2 separate regions of the Homo sapiens genome follow, and region 1 is linked to region 2. Evidence: chromatin loops called from intact Hi-C (ENCODE). Cell type or tissue: endothelial cell of umbilical vein. All regions are shown on one strand.

What was found. Hi-C counts contacts between places; a loop is a spot of excess contacts. Peaks named below come from ENCODE experiments on the same cell type or tissue, not always from the same donor. Only the 100,000 strongest peaks of a DNase experiment are listed, where the experiment ranks them.
Region 1: a loop joins it to region 2, with 7 times the contacts of the local background. A loop is called at or near these places in 10 of 110 quality-filtered maps.

Annotation. Positions count from the first base shown.
Region 1 is chr1:197,354,454-197,359,453 of GRCh38, reverse strand. It overlaps CRB1 (crumbs cell polarity complex component 1), which reads right to left. Exons shown (of 12, transcript NM_201253.3): 5 at 2,441-2,623. Among named protein-coding and RNA genes, the nearest start is that of CRB1, 89 kb to the right of the region's middle. In endothelial cell of umbilical vein, a CTCF peak has its summit at 2,326 (motif pointing right); a DNase peak (open chromatin) is centred at 2,333.
Region 2 is chr1:196,825,189-196,830,188 of GRCh38, reverse strand. CFHR1 (complement factor H related 1) reads right to left here. Exons shown (of 6, transcript NM_002113.3): 2 at 4,518-4,712; 3 at 3,184-3,360; 4 at 1,943-2,119. Among named protein-coding and RNA genes, the nearest start is that of CFHR1, 8.0 kb to the right of the region's middle. In endothelial cell of umbilical vein, no CTCF peak of the experiment used is centred here; a DNase peak (open chromatin) is centred at 2,108; H3K27me3 peaks cover 166 bases.

The sequences.
Region 1 (5,000 bases), 530 kb before region 2:
TACATACCATCGAATTTTACTTAGCAATGAAAAGGAACAAACTATTGATACACACAACCTCAATAAATCTCCAAAGAATGATGCTGAGTGGAAAAAAAAAAAAACTCTTATTCTAAAACTTTACATATTGCATGATTCCATTTATATAACATTCTTGGAATGACAAAATTATACAAGTGCAGAACAGATTAGTATTTGCCAGGGATAAGGGATGAGGAGGCAGGGAAGGAGAGAGGTGGCATCCTTGTGATGATAATTGTTCTGGATGTGGACTTTGTCAATGTCAATATGCAAGTCTGATAGCTGAACTATAGTTTTGCAACATGGTACTATTGGGAAAATTAGGTAAAGCATACATGGGCCTCCCTGTATTTCTTAAAACTGCACATAAATATACTATTATCATTTAAAAAGTTATTTAAAAACAAAATATAGAAAAACGTGTAGACATAAAAATATGTGACATAGTAGGCAGGAGGATAAACTTAGAATCAGAAGATCTAGGTTCGTATCCCCAGTGTACCAGTTCTAGCTATTGTGTCAAATTGGTTATCTGTTTGCAAAACTTATTTTCTCTTTATTTTAGGTACACAGAAAGACTAGATTTTCTCGTCTTTTCTGCAATTAAATGTAGTTACATGATTACATTTGACCAGTAATATGTGGGTAAAAGAGATATTCATTACTTGTAGTGGTTGGCCCATAAAATCTGCAGGTGTCACACTCCATTTTCTTTCCTTCTCCAGTAGCTTGCTTCATAAGAGCACAGCAAATTTGGAAGTAACATTTTGAAGCGGGGGAAAAACATAGAGGAGCCTGTGACCCTGAATTGCCATTTGTAGGACAACTGATGATGGGAACCCAGTTTTGGAATTCACATGAGTAAAACATAAACCATTGCATTAAGCCACAGAGATTTGGGGCAGTCAGGACATCTTAACTCATATAGTCATTCCTGGCAGCTCTTCAGAAATCAAGCCCAACACTTTTCTGGAACATTCTACTGTCTCTCCTTTTAGATCTGCAGATTCAAGGGGTCACCCATTTCCTTTTATTTGATGAGGTAATATTAGCAATGTCCTTTGACTTTCACAGAATCACCCCTTTATGACCCTAAAACCAATATTTAAAAAATAATTTATAATGCCTTCACCTTATTCCAAGAAAAATATAAAGTAGCTGACGAAAATGCATACACTAGACCAAAATCAAATAATTTAGAAACAAATTTTTGAAAAGAGGCAATAGTAAGAAACAGAAACAGGAAATTTAAATATCCCCAGAGGTGAGGTAAATACACAAATATATTTCAGAAAGACCTGTATGTTTGCAGATCTCATATTTATTTCTAGCAGCTTACATAATTGGGAAATATTATATATTACAAGATTTATTTCATGCATTTAATCAGTTGAGTCACATCAAGATTTATTTGGATGCATTTTTTAAACTAGGGTGGAAAGCATGCATGATAGAAGTTGTTCAGGGAAAATACCACTTTCCTGATATTGACACCTGGGGAATTTTTTTACTGTATGTTCTCCTTGAAAGGTCAGTGAATAAGGAAATAAACATTTTTTTTATCGACCTTGCAGCAAACACTGCCACAAATCAAAGACCATTAAATTTCAAAACTGAAACATTGAAAGAGAATCCTAAGTGTAAATAGACACCCCCTTCTTTTCTTATTTCTCATTTACTTTTCTCAGAAATCCTCAACAACAACTGATATATTTTCCAGAGGCATCACTTAATCTATTGAGAAAGAAATATGATAGAGATCTAGATTGTAATTGGTTTTCTCAGTGATATCAATGCAATTGTAGGTAAATTGCTAGCCATTAATGAATTGGGGAATGCCTCAATAATTCTGAAAATTTTCAGAACAGAAAGCAGACAATACAAAACTGTTCATTGGATAACATACATGCAAATTTCCTCTGGGTTTTAGGTAAGCAAGTTGTGAAAAAAAAAGAGTAATTTAAATTTGATATGTGGAATGACTTTAGCTACAGAATCGTTGAGGAAGATTACTTGAGACTAGGTCATTTTTCCCAGTGTAAATATAAGTACAATAACTTTTCTAGCAAATTTGAATAACATAAAATTTAACATCATTATCAAATTTGATAGCATAAAAATTTCAACATTTTCTGTGTGTAACGTAAAGAACTTGAGATGCACTCCAGTTCCCAGTATAGCATATAAAAATGTCATCCCTTTCATTCCTCCTTTATCCCTCTTTAATATTTCTCTCGTGATTTGAGGAATTCTGAAATGTGAAACAAGATACTTTTCATGCCCACAAGGGGGACCCTTTGCACCACAGCAGCAGAGTTTACACAGTACAGCTCTTCCTGCTAATACACCATTTGGTTAAAGCCATGGTCTGCCATAAAATACCAGAAAGTCAAGTCATATCCCATCTCCTTGGCCTCACCTGTGAATCCAGGCTGACAGATACAGACATAACCTGAGGCTTCATGGTAGCTGAAAGAAGAAGGCAGTCCAGTGATGCGTCCATATTGTTTCTCTGAGGACAGCTCCACACATTCCCCATTGGACTGGCAGGGGTTACTATTGCATTCATTGAGGTCGATCTCACACTGGGCACCTGTGTATCCTGCATGATGAAAATTCAGAGAAGCTGCTAAGTCAAAGGTGTTGAATTATAGAGCATTTGCCTAAAAGGAGGTTGACTGCTATACTGGCATTGATTTAGCAAGTTGATGTGCCTGCCCTCAAGGAGCTGGTAAGGGGAATCTGGTAAGAGGAGGCTTAGTGGAAACAAGTACTAGTATCAGTAAAATCACTTAAATAATTTTGACCAAAAAATTTTAAAGAAAAATTTGATTAATAAGACTTGAAATAAAATTAGATGTCAGGATAACCTGGATTTAACCTGAACATTTTAATGAAAGCCTCCAATTTTTCAAATACTCATTTGTGAATTTGTATTTAAAAATATTTCAATAGCTGAAAAGTCAGCAAATATCCACAAAACCAAACTAAATTCTCTTAAAACTCAAAGTAAAGGTAAATCCTTATTTCATAGCATTCAATGAAACAGAATAAGAGGTTGTTTTAAATTTGCATGGACTTAGCTGGATTATTTTATTAGGACCAGGAATAAGAACAGTAAAACATGATTTGTCACTTTATAGATAATTAAAACATTAAATATCAATGAAAGTTCTCTACTTGAACTTTTTCTTTGCTTTTATAAATACGAGCAACTGTAAGAAATACATACAGTTTTAGTGTATGTGACTGTTTTAACATAACTGGAACTGTATTATCTGCATTCTTTAGCAACTTGCTTTATTCACTCCCTTGCACAGTCTAGCCATGTTAGTAATATAGATCTAACTCACAATTTATAACTACTGCCAAGTATTTCAGAATATAGATGTGCCATGCCTTAACCATTGTCTTACAGTTTAACCTTTGTTTTATGTACATTTTTGCTATTGTGATGTTGCAATTAATATCATTATGAGAGGTGACAGTGTGCTGGCAGCCCTCGCAGCCCTCGCTCGCTCTGGGCGCCTCCTGGGCCTGGGCACCCACTCTGGCCACGCTTGAGGAGCCCTTCAGCCCACCGTTGCATTGTGGGAGCCCCTCTATGGGCTGGCCGAGAATGGAGTCGGCTCCCTCAGCCTGCGGGGAGGTGTGGAGGGACAGATGTGTGTGGGAACCGAGGCTGCACGGGCGCTTGCGGGGCTGCGTGAGTTCTGGGTGGGCGTGGGCTTGCCGGCCCAAAACTCAGAGCGGCCGGTGGGCGCCGCTGCCCACGGCATTGAGGGGCTTAGCACCCGGGCCAGCAGCTGTGGAGGGTACGCAGGAGCCCCCAGCAGTGCCAGCACACCAGTGCTGCTCTGGAATTCTCGCCAGGCCTCAGCTGCCTCCCCTCAGGACAGGGCTCGGAACCTGCAGCCCGCCATGCCTGAGCCCCCCGCAATCCCCCAGGGCTCCTGAGCAGCCCCAGCTTCCAGGATGAGCACCACCCCCTGCTCCGCGGCGCCGGGTCCCATCAACCGCCCAAGGGCTGAGGAGTGCCAGCGCACTGCGCGGGACTGGCGGGCAGCTCCACCTGCGGCCCCTGCGTGGGATCCACTAGCTGAAGCTAGCTGGGCTCCTGAGTCTAGTACGGATTATGTCTAGCTAAGGGATTGTGGATGCACCAATCAGCACCCTGTGTCTAGCTCAAGGTTTGTGGATGCCCAATGGGCACTCTGTATCTAGCTAATCTGGTGGGGACTTGAAGAATATTTATGTCTAGCTAAGGGATTGTAAATACACCAACCAGCACTCTGTGTCTAGCTTAAGGTTTGTAAACACATCAATCAGCACCCTGTGTCTAGCTCAAGGTTTGTGGATGCAACAATAGGCACTCTGTATCTAGCTAATCTAGTGGGACTTGGAGAATCTTTATGGCTAAGGGATTGTAAATACACCAATCAGCACTCTGTGTCTAGCTCGAGGTTTGAAAATGCACCAATCAGTGCTCTGTCAAAATGGACCAATCAGCTCTCTGTAAAACAGACCAATTGGCTCGCTGTAAAATGGACCAATCAGCAGGATGTGGGTGGGTGGGCGGGGGGGGGGGGGTGGGCGGGGGGGGGGGGTGGGGGGGCGGGGGGCAGATAAGGGAATAAAAGCAGGCTGCTGGAGCCAGCAGTGGCAACGTGCTGAGGTCATGTTGTACACTGTGGAGGCTTTGTGCTTTTGCTTGTTGAAATAACTCTTGCTGTTGCCCACTGTTTGGGTCCACACTGACTTTATGAGCTGTAGCACTCACCATGAAGGTCTGCAGCTTCACTCCTGAGACCAACAAGACCACGAACCCTCCAGGAGGAATAAACAACTCTCCAGACGCGGCCAGACGTGCCATCTTAAGAGTTGTAACACTCACTGCAAAGGTCTGCGGCTTCACTCTTGAAGCCAGTAAGACCACGAACCCACCAGAAAGAAGAAACTCTGAACACGTCCGAACATCA
Region 2 (5,000 bases):
TTCATATTCAACATTCTTTGGAGTAACACTAAGAGGACACGGGTTTTGAAATTGATGATGGTTCTTAAAAATCCCGTAGGAATTATAAAATGGAAAAGTATGATAAAAATTTTTTAAAAACACTGAATATACTTAATAATACATGGGGAGCTGACAGACAAATAAATCCATGAACTTGAACATACAGCAATATAAATTACCCACTCTGAAAATAGACTGAAAACAAAAAACTGAACTGAGACATTCAGAAAAATACAACAACAAATAATGCAGATGCAGAAAAAGAAGAGAAAGGATATTGGGCTGGAAAAATGAATAAATAAAAGGATACCTGAAAACTTCCCATTTTGACAATAAGGCATAAACTTATATTTAAGAAGCTGAGTGAACTCCAAAGAGGATAAAAACATTGGAATTTATACCAATATACATTAAAATAAAACTACTTTAAAAAAAGAAAAAAATACCTTGAAAGCAACTAGACAAAAACTATGCTTTTCCTTGAGGGGATCAACAATTCAAATGATGGTAAGTTTTTCATCTATAACCATGTGGCACAGTTTTCAAGTGTTCAAAGAACTGTCAACTCCAAATTTGATATCCAGTGACACGATCTTTTACAAGTAAAGGGGTAAATATAGACATTCTCAGAGAAAGGGAAACCAAGAGAATTTGTCTCCAGTAGACCTATGCCTAAAGATAACTAAAGGAATTCTTCAAATTAAAATAAAACAGATAAAAGAAAGAGCTTGAGACTTCAGGATCCTGAAAAAATAGAACGATATAATGGATAAAAAGAGGAGTCAATATAACACGATATCTTTTTCCTCATAAGTTTTTTCAATTATGTTTGATATTTGAAGCAAATGAGTTTAATATGGTGCTCAATGCATGCAGAGAAAATACGACTGGCATTTATACTTACAATGTGGAGAGTATAAATGGATCTACATGAAAGTAAGCTTTCCATATTCCAGTTGTTGATTTAAATGTCAGTGCCAGTAGACAGTAATATATTATTACATATATATAGTATTAGCTAGAGCAACAACTTTTTAAAAGGAGAAGAAAAGCTATGCAAAGAGATACAATGGAAAACAATACATATGAATCAAAATTAATCTCCTTAATAATTTTCCCTACAGGGAATGGAGGAATAGGGAAATAGGACTGAAACCCAGAGGGAACAGACAGAAACAAATAAATGACAGAGGTTTAAGTCCTATATATCAATAATTATGTTAAGTGTAATTGGTCCAAGTGCACCAGTTAACAGGCCATGAAAGGATGAATGGATATGTAAACATGACCCAACTATATGCTGTCTACAAAAACTCACTTCAATAATAAACATAGGTAGAGTCTAAGTAAAATAGTGAAAAAAAAAAAAAAACACAGGACAACATTAATTTTAAAACATAAAGGTAAGTAAGATACAATTTCCTTTTCTGGTTTCCCTTACTCCATCTCTATTTATTAGAATGACCCAGGACTATGTGCTCGGACTTCTTTTTATAAATACAGTCAGTCACACACCTTTAAATATAATCCATATACTGAAGATGCCCACATTTATATCACAGTCTATGATCTCTCTTCAACTGCCTATTCCATATCTTAGAATGCACATCACTTATGGCTGTCAAATGCACATAATGTATCTTTTATTACACGTATTCCTGAGAAGGAACTAAGTGTTGTGATGCTTAAAAAGTATTGTTTTTCAGGTTCCAACTCTTTTAATTTGGTCGAATCTTTCTCAAAAATAATACACCCTATTACTTGTGTTCTGTTCACAGGAAGAATTGAATTTTAAGCACCATCAATCATTTTATTTGCATTTGAAAAATCTATTAATAAAAATGACTTCATTTTGTTTAAATCAACATATTTTAACCCTGCTATACTCCCCCAAAATGTTAAAAGAAATATAATACTCTACCTTTGCATTGAGGTGGTTCTGTCCAGTTTCCATTTAAACACATCACTTCTTCATCCCCAAACATTTCATAAGGGCTCCTACATTCATAACGTACTCTCTCACCAGATGGATATTTACTCATCTGTCTCGACAGTATATGAGCATTTTGTACTGTGGGCGGATTCACACAGGAAGTGTCTGAGTAGAAAAAAAAGAAGTGGTTCCACCTAGTGTTCATTTTGAGTAGCAAATCAACTAATACAGTTACAAATATGTTTCAAGACGAATTTAAAATAAGTAGACAATCTCATCAAATATTTTGTTGATTTTAATAAATTTAAATGTAATATTGAAGAAAAGACATGAAACTATTTTTTGTCAGGTACAAGCTTTGATGTTTTAAATTTCTTCTTCATCCTTCGCTAGAACACTGATAGACCTTTATTTTTCCCTTCTGGAAGCCAGTGTAAACGAAAGTTTTCCTGGATATCTCTCTTTGAGTTTGAGTAAACAAATATTACCAGTTCTATTTATTTAACATTAATTTATAAAATGCAAAAAGTCAGCATAAATAGATTATGTGATACCAGATTTTTGTTTGCAATCATCCTGCTTATACATTTTAGCCTCTTAAAAATAAACACAAATAGGCATTTTCTTAGTGAATAAGCAAAGATTTAAAAACACATTTTGAAAATTACCCAAGTTAGTAGAGAAGAAGAATGGTTAATCAAAGGATCTAAATTGGAGATGTGGAAAAATAAAAGAAAATAAGTCTATAATAATAAAAATAACTTCAGATAATTTAATTGCCAATGATTAAGGATACTATGCTGAACAATGCAAAATTCATCAGAGAGTTTCAGGTCCATGTGTAGTGATAATAGACTATAGCAATGCTTCTCACACAGAAGTGTGCATAGAATTCCCTGGAGGGGTTGGTAAAACAGATTCAGGGTTCTATTTCGACATTTTTGATTCCGTGTGTCTAGAATGAGCTTATGGAATTGTATTTTCATTTCAAACAATCTCCAAGGAGATGATGATGCTACCGGTTTAGCGACCACACTTTGAGAACATTTGATTTATATAGGTAGGCAAACTATGTTATTCAACATCCACTTGGACACAATTGGAACTGAAAATCAAATGAATAAAGATAAAAGTATGTGGCAAAACCTATATTTAACCTGTAAAAAAGATTTATTTCTCTCAAACTTTATAATAGATAACAGCATATGAGAGAACAGCATTGTACTTACCAGTGGACCTGCATTTGGGAGGGGTGGACCAGCCCCGTTCTACACATGAAATGTTGTTCTCATTGTTTTGAAGTCTGTATCCTGTGTTGCAAATAATTTGCACAGTATCACCTTCCAGATGTGTTTGTCCTGAAGATTCAGAATGACCATTTTCCACAAAAGGAAAGAAACACAGTCCTAAGGACCAAAAACGGATTAATGTACAAGATGGAAGTAGCAAAGAAAAAGTACAACTGCATTTTAAAATATTTTAATAAACCGGGTGAAGTGGCTCACTCTGGTAATCTCTGCGCTTTGGGAGGCTGAGGCGAGTGGATCACTTGAGGCCAGGAGTTCGAGACCTGCCTGGCCAACATGGTGAAACCCTGTTTCTAGTAAAAATACAAAAATTAGCGGGCATAGTGGTGCGCACTTATAATTCCAGCTACTCTGGAGGCTGAGACAGGAGAATCACTTGAATCTAGAAGGCAGAGGTAGCAGTGAGTTGAGATGGCTCAAAAACAAAACAAAACAAACAAACGAACAAAAAAAATTAAAAAGGAAAGCTTTCAAAGCTGAAATCAAATATAAACACTTTCAAAAGAAGTTAACTCATGCTACTATATATATGATGAAACATATTTTTGGTTCTTTTATATGTATATATAGAAGAAAATATTTCATTTTCTTGCTCTATGGTTTTTATAATGAAATATTTTATGTTTGTCAACCTTTTAGGGACAAAAGAACCTCTTCATATATCTATTTCTCTCTTAACTCTCATAAATGTTTCTTAGGAGAAAGATCATTGCTATCTCCTTTGTTGCCTCATGTATCTGTCTCCCAATTTTTTTTTCTTTTAATACACCTGTTATCATTGGAGTCTGCTCTCTACATTTATTGGAGAATTAATATAGCTACACTGTGAAGGACCAAAGAAATTATTTATTGAAATATAAAAGTGAAAATGCTAAACCTCCTTTCAATATGCTAAAGAATGGTAAATTCAAAACAGAATATGTATAAAAATGACATTTAAAAGGAAAACTTTGATCAGGCTGCTGCGAAATGAATATTAGTAAAGAAATATTAGCAGTCAAATATATTAAAGATCAGTTTAAAAAAATTAATATATTTCAACACGTAGAGCATTTCCAGGTAACACAAGACAGTTGACATATTTATTCTTCATTGATTCTTATAGGAGGCATCTCAAAATAGGGGGACTACATCTCCCATCTTTCCAGCTTCTTTGGTCACTGTCCCTGTGATTATCAAGACCTTATGATCTTGTCTGGCATATCCTTCTCTATTCACTGAATGACATCCATTTAATGAACAGAGCATTTACTCACTGAGACACTTTGGTGTTGGTGACCATCCTTCTTCTGTGCATGTTATGCGAGTCCAAAATGATTTTGAAGGAGACACAAAATTATATTCACAGGAGTAATAGAAAACTTCCCCTGTAGGAACCTGGGAAAATGGCTTATATTTTTCTTCATCATATAGAATTCCATGGTTTATTTTTGGAAAATCACAAAATGTTGCTGGGAAAATAACATAAAACTGAAGAATTACATAATAAGTTACATAAATAAATCACTAGATTATATTTTAATCATCTCACTTATAGTGTTTTTCTTTCATTTAGCTTAAATGCCTTTAGCTTAAATGCTTTCCAGTGTACAAATTAGGAATGAAAAGCATCACTAACTAGGAGTACATGACTATTTGAGGAGGTAATTGTTAATGAATATAAAATTTATATTTTGGAGTGATATGAAATATGAACTCTCCTGCATTGTCTTCAAGAATAAAACCCACACACAACAATT